Regions from separate parts of the Homo sapiens genome. Here region 1 is linked to region 2. Evidence: read pairs that join two places in POLR2A ChIA-PET (ENCODE). Cell type or tissue: PC-9. All regions are shown on one strand. Links, peaks and the distances in the headings refer to the core of each region. The heading gives the core; the rest is flanking DNA.

Region 1 (3,914 bases), core at 1-2,500, 94 kb after region 2:
GACAAAGATTTGGAAAGCACCCCAGAGATGGCAGCAGCAGGTTTTGGGGTGGAGAATGGTCTGGCTGTTGGCCAGGGTGACTGAGCCATGTATGTTGCATTGTCCCGCTGGCTAGCTCAAGCTTCTTCACTTGGTGGTGGTCTCAAGGTTCTAATAGTGGTAAGAAGGAAAGCCCCAAGTACTTTTCAGTATTCTGTTTATATCAGTCTTGCTAATCCATCAAGATTCAAGGGATGGAGAAGTAAACTCCATCTCTTGGTGAGAATAGTTGCGTTGTCACAGTGTCAGGGTGTGGATGCACAAGGTAGAGAATTTGTGAACACTTTTATAACTTGCTGTAGTGTATGAAAAAAGAAATAATTTTTTTCATTAATAGTCCAAATCTTAAAAGAATACTCCAAATCAATTGCCACTTATTTTAACATAGCTGATGTGAAGTACTGTGGCTTACAATCCTATTTTATTCATTTATTTATGAAATATGATTGTATTCACTGAAGTTTTGAGAAGGAAAGGTAAGAATATTTGGTGTGGCATTACCACACTGTGATTTATTTTTGCTAAAGATCAAGTGAATTTTCCAGTCCTTTCCAGTGAACAAATGGATGGAATTTGTGTGGGATTTTGTTTGACAATATGTGCATTGTAGCTCAGAGTTCAGAATCTTTGTTTTGATTTTTACAAATGCTGTTTTAGTCCCTGTTCTGTTTTCTTTTCTCATAGTTTCTACTCCTTTACAGATAAAGACCGATGGTGAACCCCCTAACTTGAAATGCTTTTGTTGTTCCATCTCGATCACGATTTTGTTGGGTTTGCTAAGCCAAAGGTGAGCTGAATTAAACCCACCGAATAAATTTATGCTTCATCTTGGTTGTTGTTCTTGGCTGTATTATTCTTTTACTCTCCCTACAAGCTTCAAGAGGTCTAGGAGAAATATTTTGATAGATGTTTCTTTGTCTTCCTCTTAGAGAACTTGATGCACACCTGGACAAAAGGACGAAATAGCAGGTGGGATTGGAAGTGTCATGTACCTGCTTGAGGGGGGTGGTGTTAAGGTTTGATCCCTTTTACTTTTATTCCTCTTCGGTGCAGATATCTGATTCTATTATGGCTTGCCCTGGGAATCTGTCTGAGAACACTGTGGCAGTTCTTCCTTGTCTTAACCTGGTTTACATCCTAGCAGGAAGGTACACTTTAAGTAAGCTATTACTTAATTCATTAAAAGTGTAATTAATCTTATAAAGGGGGAATTAATGACACAGTGAAAATGTTTACACGCAAAACTCTTACCTAACCTGGGTGTTTTTTTTGTGTGGGGGGGTCGGAGATGTGGTCTCACTTTAGCACCCAGTCTAGAATGCAGTAGTGCAATACCTGGGTGCTTTTGTCAGGGAAGATTTACTTGAGAGGGTGACCTTAAAGCTGAGGGCATAAGAGGGAGCATATGAGTTAGCTAGGTGAAGCTGGAAAGAGGTTTCATGGGCTGCTGACTACCTTATGGGAAGTTTTGATACAGGAAGGTTCGTGGTTCCCCTAAACTACTTTTGTACCATGGGTACGATTGAGCAGATGAAGGGAGACTGCATAGGGTTAGTGTAGAGCAGTGGCCCCTTAAGCTTAAGCATTACTTGGGAACTTGTTATATTTGCAAATTCAGTTTTTTTTTTTAAACAGCACTATTGAGATATGATTAGCATACCATTTAAACTATTTAAACTATACAATTCGGTGGCTTTCAGGATATTTGCAGAATTGTCAGCTATCACCACAATTTAAGAACATTTTATTACCCCACAGAGAAATCTCACACCCCTTTAGCAACGGGTCCCCAAGCCCCCCACCTTTCTCACTCCAGCCCAAGGCTACTACTAATCTGCTTTCTGTCTACATGGTCACCTATTCTAGACATCTCATACAAATGGAATTATATGATATGTGATCCTTTATGACTGACTTCTTTCTCTTAGCATGATCTCAAAGTTCATCCATGTTGTACATGTATCAGTACTTCATTTTTATGACTGGATAATGTTCCATTGTTTAAAGATATGAAATGCAGATTCTTGAGCCCCATTCCAGTCTTCCTGAATCTGAAACTCTGGGGGCTATTCACCCCTCCATAATCTGTGCTTTAACAAGCCCTCCAGGTGACCCAGATTCACCCAAGGGTGGAAAGCCACCTGCAGAGGGAGTGGGAGGGGAAGGTAGTTGGAGAGTTGGGCACTTCTTATCACTGCCTGGGCCCGGGTATGGACTTTTTTCTTCATCTTAAGGATAATGAGAAGGTACTGAAAGGTTTTTAAAGCAGAGGCATGAAATCATCTAATTTAGGTTTTTTAAAGAAATTCATTTTAGCTTTTCTGTGTAAAGTGGTTTAGAGGAAATCTAGCTAGAAGAAAATGTAGGAAGCTCTAGAGGAGACATGAGGGTTTGGCATGGGCCAGTGGCAGTGAAAATGGAGAAATATGGATGGTTTCAAGAAAAAATTTGAAAGCAGAGAGGTCATGACTTGCTGGTTAATTGCATCATCAAGGTGAGTCAATGATGATGTCCAGGTTTCTAGATTAAGCTGGTGAATGGGTGGTGGTGCCATCGCTAAGATCTTCTGAATTTTCTGGTTTTCTGATATGTGAGTAAATCTTAGTCACCCATTCTTCCTTCTAGAATCCACTCTTCCAGGCAATTCCTAGAGGAAACATGGGATAACATTTGAGTATATACCATGTGGAAAATACTCCTGGGACGACGTATCACAATACATAAAAGGACCATAAGTACAGTTGGCCCTTCCGTATTTGCAGGTTCCACATCCTTGGATTCAACCATCCATGGATGAAAAATATTCAGAAGAAAAGAACAGTTCAACAATAAAAAAATAAAAATTTAAAAAACAATAAAGGGTAACCACTATTTACATAGCATTCACATTGTATAAGGTATTATAAATAACCTAGAGGTGATTTAGAGTATAAGGGAGGATATGTGTAGGCTATATGCAAATACTACACCATTTTACATCAAGGATTTGAGCATCCTTGGATTTTGGTATGGGGGTTGGGGAGAGCTCCTGAAACTAATTCCCTTCAGATACTGAGGGACAACTGTAACATAAATATGAATGTGTGTGCACACACACTGAACCTGCAGTAACTATATATTAAAATAAAGAACATACATGAGAAAATGGGAAATAAAGGTGTCACCAAATTGTTTAGACTTAGGGGTGTGTGTACAAGTCTTTTGAAGCCTGATGAATTTGCATAATTTAGAGAAAAGAGATGGGGCGAGAGGTTTGAGGTTGCAGTCAATTCTGAAAGGAATGCGCAGCAAGATTAGATTCCAGGGTTCTGAAGATGAGATAAACATGGGAATCGCTGATGAGAGTAGGACCAGGAGACTATGGAACTTTTTTTTTTTAAATCAAGAGCCAATGAGGAGTATAAAATTCTGAAAAGGCAGTGATATACGCTTAAGAAGAACACTCTTGTCTGCTTTTAGATGGGAGAGAGTAGGACAGTAAAGAAATTCTTGGAGGTATCAGCATCAGTGGGATAGGAAAGGGACTGTAGCAATGGGGGAAATAGGTAAGATATAAGCAATAGTAGAATTTCCAGTATTTGGTAGCTGAAGGAGACAGTGAAGAAGAAAGAAAAGGAGATGACTTTGTGGTTACTAGGAAACCAGAAGAGGATGTGGCTCTTGTAGCTGGTGGTGGAGGAGTTGTAGGGAGAAAGGGCTGTGGAAGACGCTGATTTTAGTCTTTTGACATGAACAGGTAATTATGGAATTAAAACTTAAACATAGTTTTGAGAAATAAAGTTATTAAATTTGAGGTAGCAGGTTTTATAGACTTGTTAATTTTTTTTAATTTTTTTTTTTGAGGCGGAGTTTCGCTCTTGTTGCCCAGGCTGGAG
Region 2 (5,367 bases), core at 1,146-3,645:
CATTTGAATATGCCAGAAAGTAAGCAGCACTAAAAGGAAGCAGGAGGAGGAGAAGAAGGAGGTGGTGGAGATAGAGAAGAGGACATGTCACAAGGACACAGAAGCCAGGCTGAGGGGAACTCCCACTGGTCAAATCTGGGACAATTTGAGCACTGAAATAAGTATAGTAATGTGTATAAATTATTGAAAAGGCCGGCACAGTGGCTCATTCATTCCAGGTGTTCTCTGATTTTTCCACTGTATAGTTACCACTTTTTCCATTAACAACTATGAAGGAATCTGTGAGAATATGCTTTAAGACCTGCAGATAGACCAGGTACAATGTCTCACGCCTGTAATCCCAGCACTTTGGGAGGATGAGGTGGATGGATTGCTTAAATCCAGGAGTACGAGACCAGCCTGGGCAACATGGTGAGACCCCATCCGTCTCTGCAAATTTTTTTTTGTAATTAACTGGGCACGGTGGTTGGTGAGACAGGTGGATATTTTGTGTCTCGCAATATGACTGGAAAAGGACTCAACACCACTCATGCAACATTCCAGCCAGGCATGGATAACCCAAATCTAATAATGAGTAAACATTAGACAAACCCCAAATGAGAAATGGTCTATTAAAGATGTCAATATTATAAAAGACAAAGAAAAACTATGGAAATGTTCCTCCAAGAATAGAGACTAAAGAGACATGACAATTAAATACAATACTTCGTATTAGACTAGATCCTTTACTGGAGGAAACAAAAATGCTATACAGGACATGATTGAGCAGACTGACAAAATTAGAAGGAAAAGTAAAGGCGTTACATCAATGACAAATGTACTGACGTTGATAATCATGCTCTAGTTACGTAAGAGAACACCCTTATTCTTAGAGAATACACATGGAGATATTTAGGGGTAAAAGAACATTATGTATGCAACTTCCTCTCAGATGGTTCAGAAAAAAAGATTTATGTGTAATAGATATATACTACACAAATGTAAAGCAAATGGAGTAAAATGTAAACAATAGGTGAATCTGAGTAATGGGTATATTGTGTTATTTGTACTCTTATTCTTGTAAATTTTTTGGATTTGAAATTGTTTCTAAATAAAAGGTAAGAATAGGAGACAGAATGTGCAAGAGAAGAAGACGAAGGAGGAGGAGAAGGAGGAGAAGAGGAAGAGAAGAAGAAGAAGGAATTTCAGAGGAAACAGTTTTGCCTGTGGTTCAGGAAGGGAATCAATGTTGGGGGTGGGGAGCATACACCATTCTGGGAAACTGAGGGGACCAAAACCTAATAATAAGAAGTAATCTTCGAATATGACCTAAACAAAGTGTAAATTCAGTAAAGGAAGCAGTTTAGACATTGTGATTAGTGAAAGGGGACAAATACAAATCAAAAGGAAAAATAAAGGTTAGCATAACTGAAATGAGGCTAGAAGGATTATTAACCTACCAACAGTAGAAGGATTAGTAACCTAGTAACAGTAGAGTTATTGAACATATAGTAGCATCAGACTGAATAAAGATAACTAGCAGGAGTCAGGTGTGGTGGTGTGTGCCTGTAGTCCCAGGTACTAGGAAGCTGAAACAGGAGTATCCCTTGAGCTCAGGAGTTGGAGGTTGTAATGTATTATGAGCGTGCCTGTGAATAGCCACTGCACTACAGACTGGGCAATATAGCAAGACCTTGTCCAGAAAGACAACAACTAGAAGGACCTATAAGATTATGGCATCGATATTTGTGAAATGGGAAAAGAAACAGACATAAAAATTTAATTTATTGAGTTTATGGGAATTTTGGATGAAATAAATGTTTAAAATATTTCAGTTCACATGGCATATGTGTTAGTATTTTTTCATTGCAAGGAGCAGAAAGTACAACTCAAAATGGCTTAAACTAGCACTGTCCAATAGAAATTGAATGCAGGCCACATATATCTTTAACATTTTCTTGTAGCCATGTTTAAAAAGAAGAGTGGAAGAAATAAAATTAATGTTAACAATACACTCTTTTTTTTTTTTTTTTTTTTTTTTTTTTTTGAGACAGAGTTTTGCTCTTGTTGCCCAGGCTGGAGTGCAATGGCGTGATCTCAGCTCACCACAACCTCCGCCCCCTGAATTCAAGGGATTCTCCTGCCTCAGCCTCCCAAGTAGCTGGGATTACAGGCATGCGCCACCACACCCTGCTAATTTTGTATTTTTAGTAGAGACAGGGTTTCTCCATGTTGGCCAGGCTGGTCTCGAACTCCCAACCTCAGGTGATCCGCCCACCTCGGCCTCCCAAAGTGCTGGGATTACAGGCGTGAGCCACCACTCCCGGCCAACAATACATTCTTTAATAATAAGTAATAAACATTTTTAAATACATTTAATACTCTTAATAATACTAAAATTAATTTAAATAATAATTTTACTATTTTAATAATATCTCAAATATTTTCAACATGTCGTCAATATGTATATAGCCTAGCATTTGGTGGGAGAAGGTGTATTTTGTGTACGTGTTAGAGTTGGGAAAATAGAGAACAATGTATGGTTGTACTATATTGTAAATATGGTTGTAATCATCAATTGACTATCACAATTCTTTCAATTACAGAATAGTTTGTGAACATGGCATACAAATAAAAAGTAGTACTACTAAGTATAAAATTCCAAACATCTTGGGGCTACCTGTTAAAATTCACCCTGTACTCTTGAAAGCAAACGTGCATCTAAATAAACTAAAATAAAGATTTTACTACACTGGACTTGGATCGAGCAAGATATCTTCTCAGAGCTGTTTCATGGTTGCATTTGAGATGACCGCCACTGCCTCTCCACTCGCATACGCTGCCATGAAATTGCCCTTTGCACACCTCTGCTGACAGGATAGAACTGGGCAGTCATGTTTGTGCTTTGGTGATCTTGCCCTTCCAGTAATCTGAGTGGATCACCTATGGAAACTTCACTCAAGCTGAGCCAATCATGTTCTGTCTGTCTAGACAATGTAAACTAAAATACATAGATGGTTGAAATTGGGGTACTGAACTTTGAGTAGAGGCCAGAGTCAGTTTTATGACAAGTCATAGACACAAGTAGAACTAGAAGGTATGGGGAAGGAGAAACTAAGAGGCTTGCAGAAAAGGATCAAGAGTAAGGAGAAGCTAGCCCACAGCTCTCTAGTGTCTACAAGGCCTGATTACTTCCCGCAGTTGCTTTCTGTAGTATTATTTCCTATCTCTACAACAATATATTTTTTTATTAGAACTAGTAGAGTAAGTTTACTAGAGTTTCTGTACCTTCTCACAAACTCAGAGTAAGACATTTGTGTAGTCCTGTAGAAATACTCTCAAAAGCAAGGTGAAGCCATTACACACACACCACACATACACACATATGTATACACATATATAATTTTAGTTTCCTTATTTGTGAAATGGAGAAGATACTTCCTGTATTACAAGATAGTTATGAGTATTATAAAACATCAGTTTAAAAATATCATAAAAATATTAATATGTAAGTGTGCTCTTTAGATCCACTTAAATAGTTTAGTAACTATTAAACAAATTGGTCCCTAACTAACTCCTAGGTCATTTGGAATATTTTAGGTGGAAATGTACTGCTTTAGCTTCTGAGACTTAAAAATCTCAGTGTTTAGGGGCATAGAGATGAGAGTAAGTAACCAGATCAATGTTGGTTTCCCACTATTCCTTAAAAGATAATCTTTATTATGTTTCATCCTCCTTTTCCAATAGAAACACACACACTGACCACATACCTACTCATTCACTTATACTTTCAAGCACAAGAATTCAGGAAGAAATAATAGCAGAAGGCCTTTTCATACTGTCTGTACTGGGATGTCTGATCTTTTGGCTTCTCTGGGCCACATTGGAAGAAGAATTGTCTTGGACCATACATAAAATACACTAACAATAGCTGATAAGTTTTTTTAAAAACCAAAAATCAAAACAAAACAAAACTAGCAAAAAAAAACTCATAATGTTTTAAGAAAGTTTACAAATTTGTGCTGGGCTGCATTCAAAGCCATCCTGGGCTGCATGCAGCCTACTGGCTGTGGGTTGGACAAGCTTGGTCTATATTTTTTGTTTGTTTGTTTGCTTGTTTTTTGAGACAGAGTCTCGCTCTGTCACCCAGGCTGGAGTGCAGTAGCGCCATCTGGGCTCACTGCAAGCTCCGCCTCCCGAGTTCACGCCATTCTCCTGCCTCAGCCTCTCGAGGAGCTGGGACTACAGGCACCGGCCACCATGCCCAGCTAATTTTTTGAATTTTTTTTTTGTATTTTTTTTTTTTTTAGTAGAGACGGGGTTTCACAGTGTTAGCCAGGATGGTCTTGATCTCCTGACCTCATGATCCACCCGCCTCGGCCTCCCAAAGTGCTGGGATTACAGGCATGGGCCACCGTGCCCGGCCTCATTTTTGTATTTTTAATAGAGACGGGGTTTCACCATGTTGGTCAGGCTGGTCTGGAACTCCTGACCTCGTTAACCCCCCCGCCTCGGCCTCCTGAAGTGCTGGGATTACAGGAGTGAGCCACAGCGCCCCGCCTAGCTTGGTCTATATTAAGTCCCTACCATCCATCCCTCAGCCACCTCCCTCACTGACTCTTGGCTTAGTAAAGTGACTTGTTTGACCAATGAAAAAATAGGAAATGTGACACAAGCAGAGACTAGAAAAGTGACTACACATAGAAACTTTTCTCTTGCTGGTTTTGGAACTGTAAAGTAGCCCAGGCTAGTCTGCCACAGGTTGGAGACATGCAGCCCAATTGCCCCTGTAGCTTCAGCCACCCACCAAATATGTGAGTGAGGCCATTCATAAAAAATCAGACCCCAGATGAAAGCAAAATGCAGCTGCATGAGTGAGTCTAGGTGAGACCAAAAAAAGAATATCCACATGTTCAACCAAAATTGCCAGTCTACAGAATTGTGAGCTAATCAATGAATATGCTTTTAAGGGACTATATATTGGAGTGATACAAGCAAAAATTAACTAATAAAAAAATTTGTGTCTGTAAATGGGGTTTTGCCACGACAAATATCTAAAATCTATGACAATGGCTTTAGGACTAGGCAGCTGATGCTGAAGCTGGAAAAGCTGTGCAATCAGGCTATCAGCAAAGACTGGAATAATTATAAAAAAACTGTTAGCAAAGACTGGAAAAATGTTGAGCAAACGATTAGTGGAGGCTGGAACAGAAGTAAGTAGATTGCTATGGCAAGCTGGAAAACTGGTAACTCATACTGAATAGTAGTGAAACAATTAATAAAACTCACCTGTGGTATCTTGGAAAACAAAAAATATATCTAACGACTTGTGTATCTGAAAAAAAAAAAGACAAAACTTCTGGGCAGTACCAACTTTCCTGCTAGCTG

The links. ChIA-PET counts read pairs that join two places held together with the same protein. Peaks named below come from ENCODE experiments on the same cell type or tissue, not always from the same donor. Only the 100,000 strongest peaks of a DNase experiment are listed, where the experiment ranks them.
Region 1: POLR2A ChIA-PET joins it to region 2 with 6 read pairs; 4 of 35 experiments call an interaction of 5 or more read pairs at or near these places.

The regions. Positions count from the first base shown.
Region 1 is chr6:79,653,755-79,657,668 of GRCh38, forward strand. The region is part of intron 1 of SH3BGRL2 (SH3 domain binding glutamate rich protein like 2); the gene reads left to right. Among named protein-coding and RNA genes, the nearest start is that of SH3BGRL2, 24 kb to the left of the region's middle. In PC-9, for the core only: no CTCF peak of the experiment used is centred there; no DNase peak of the experiment used is centred there; H3K27ac peaks cover 416 bases.
Region 2 is chr6:79,558,872-79,564,238 of GRCh38, forward strand. It overlaps a transcript of SH3BGRL2 not described here. Among named protein-coding and RNA genes, the nearest start is that of LCA5, 24 kb to the left of the region's middle. In PC-9, for the core only: no CTCF peak of the experiment used is centred there; no DNase peak of the experiment used is centred there.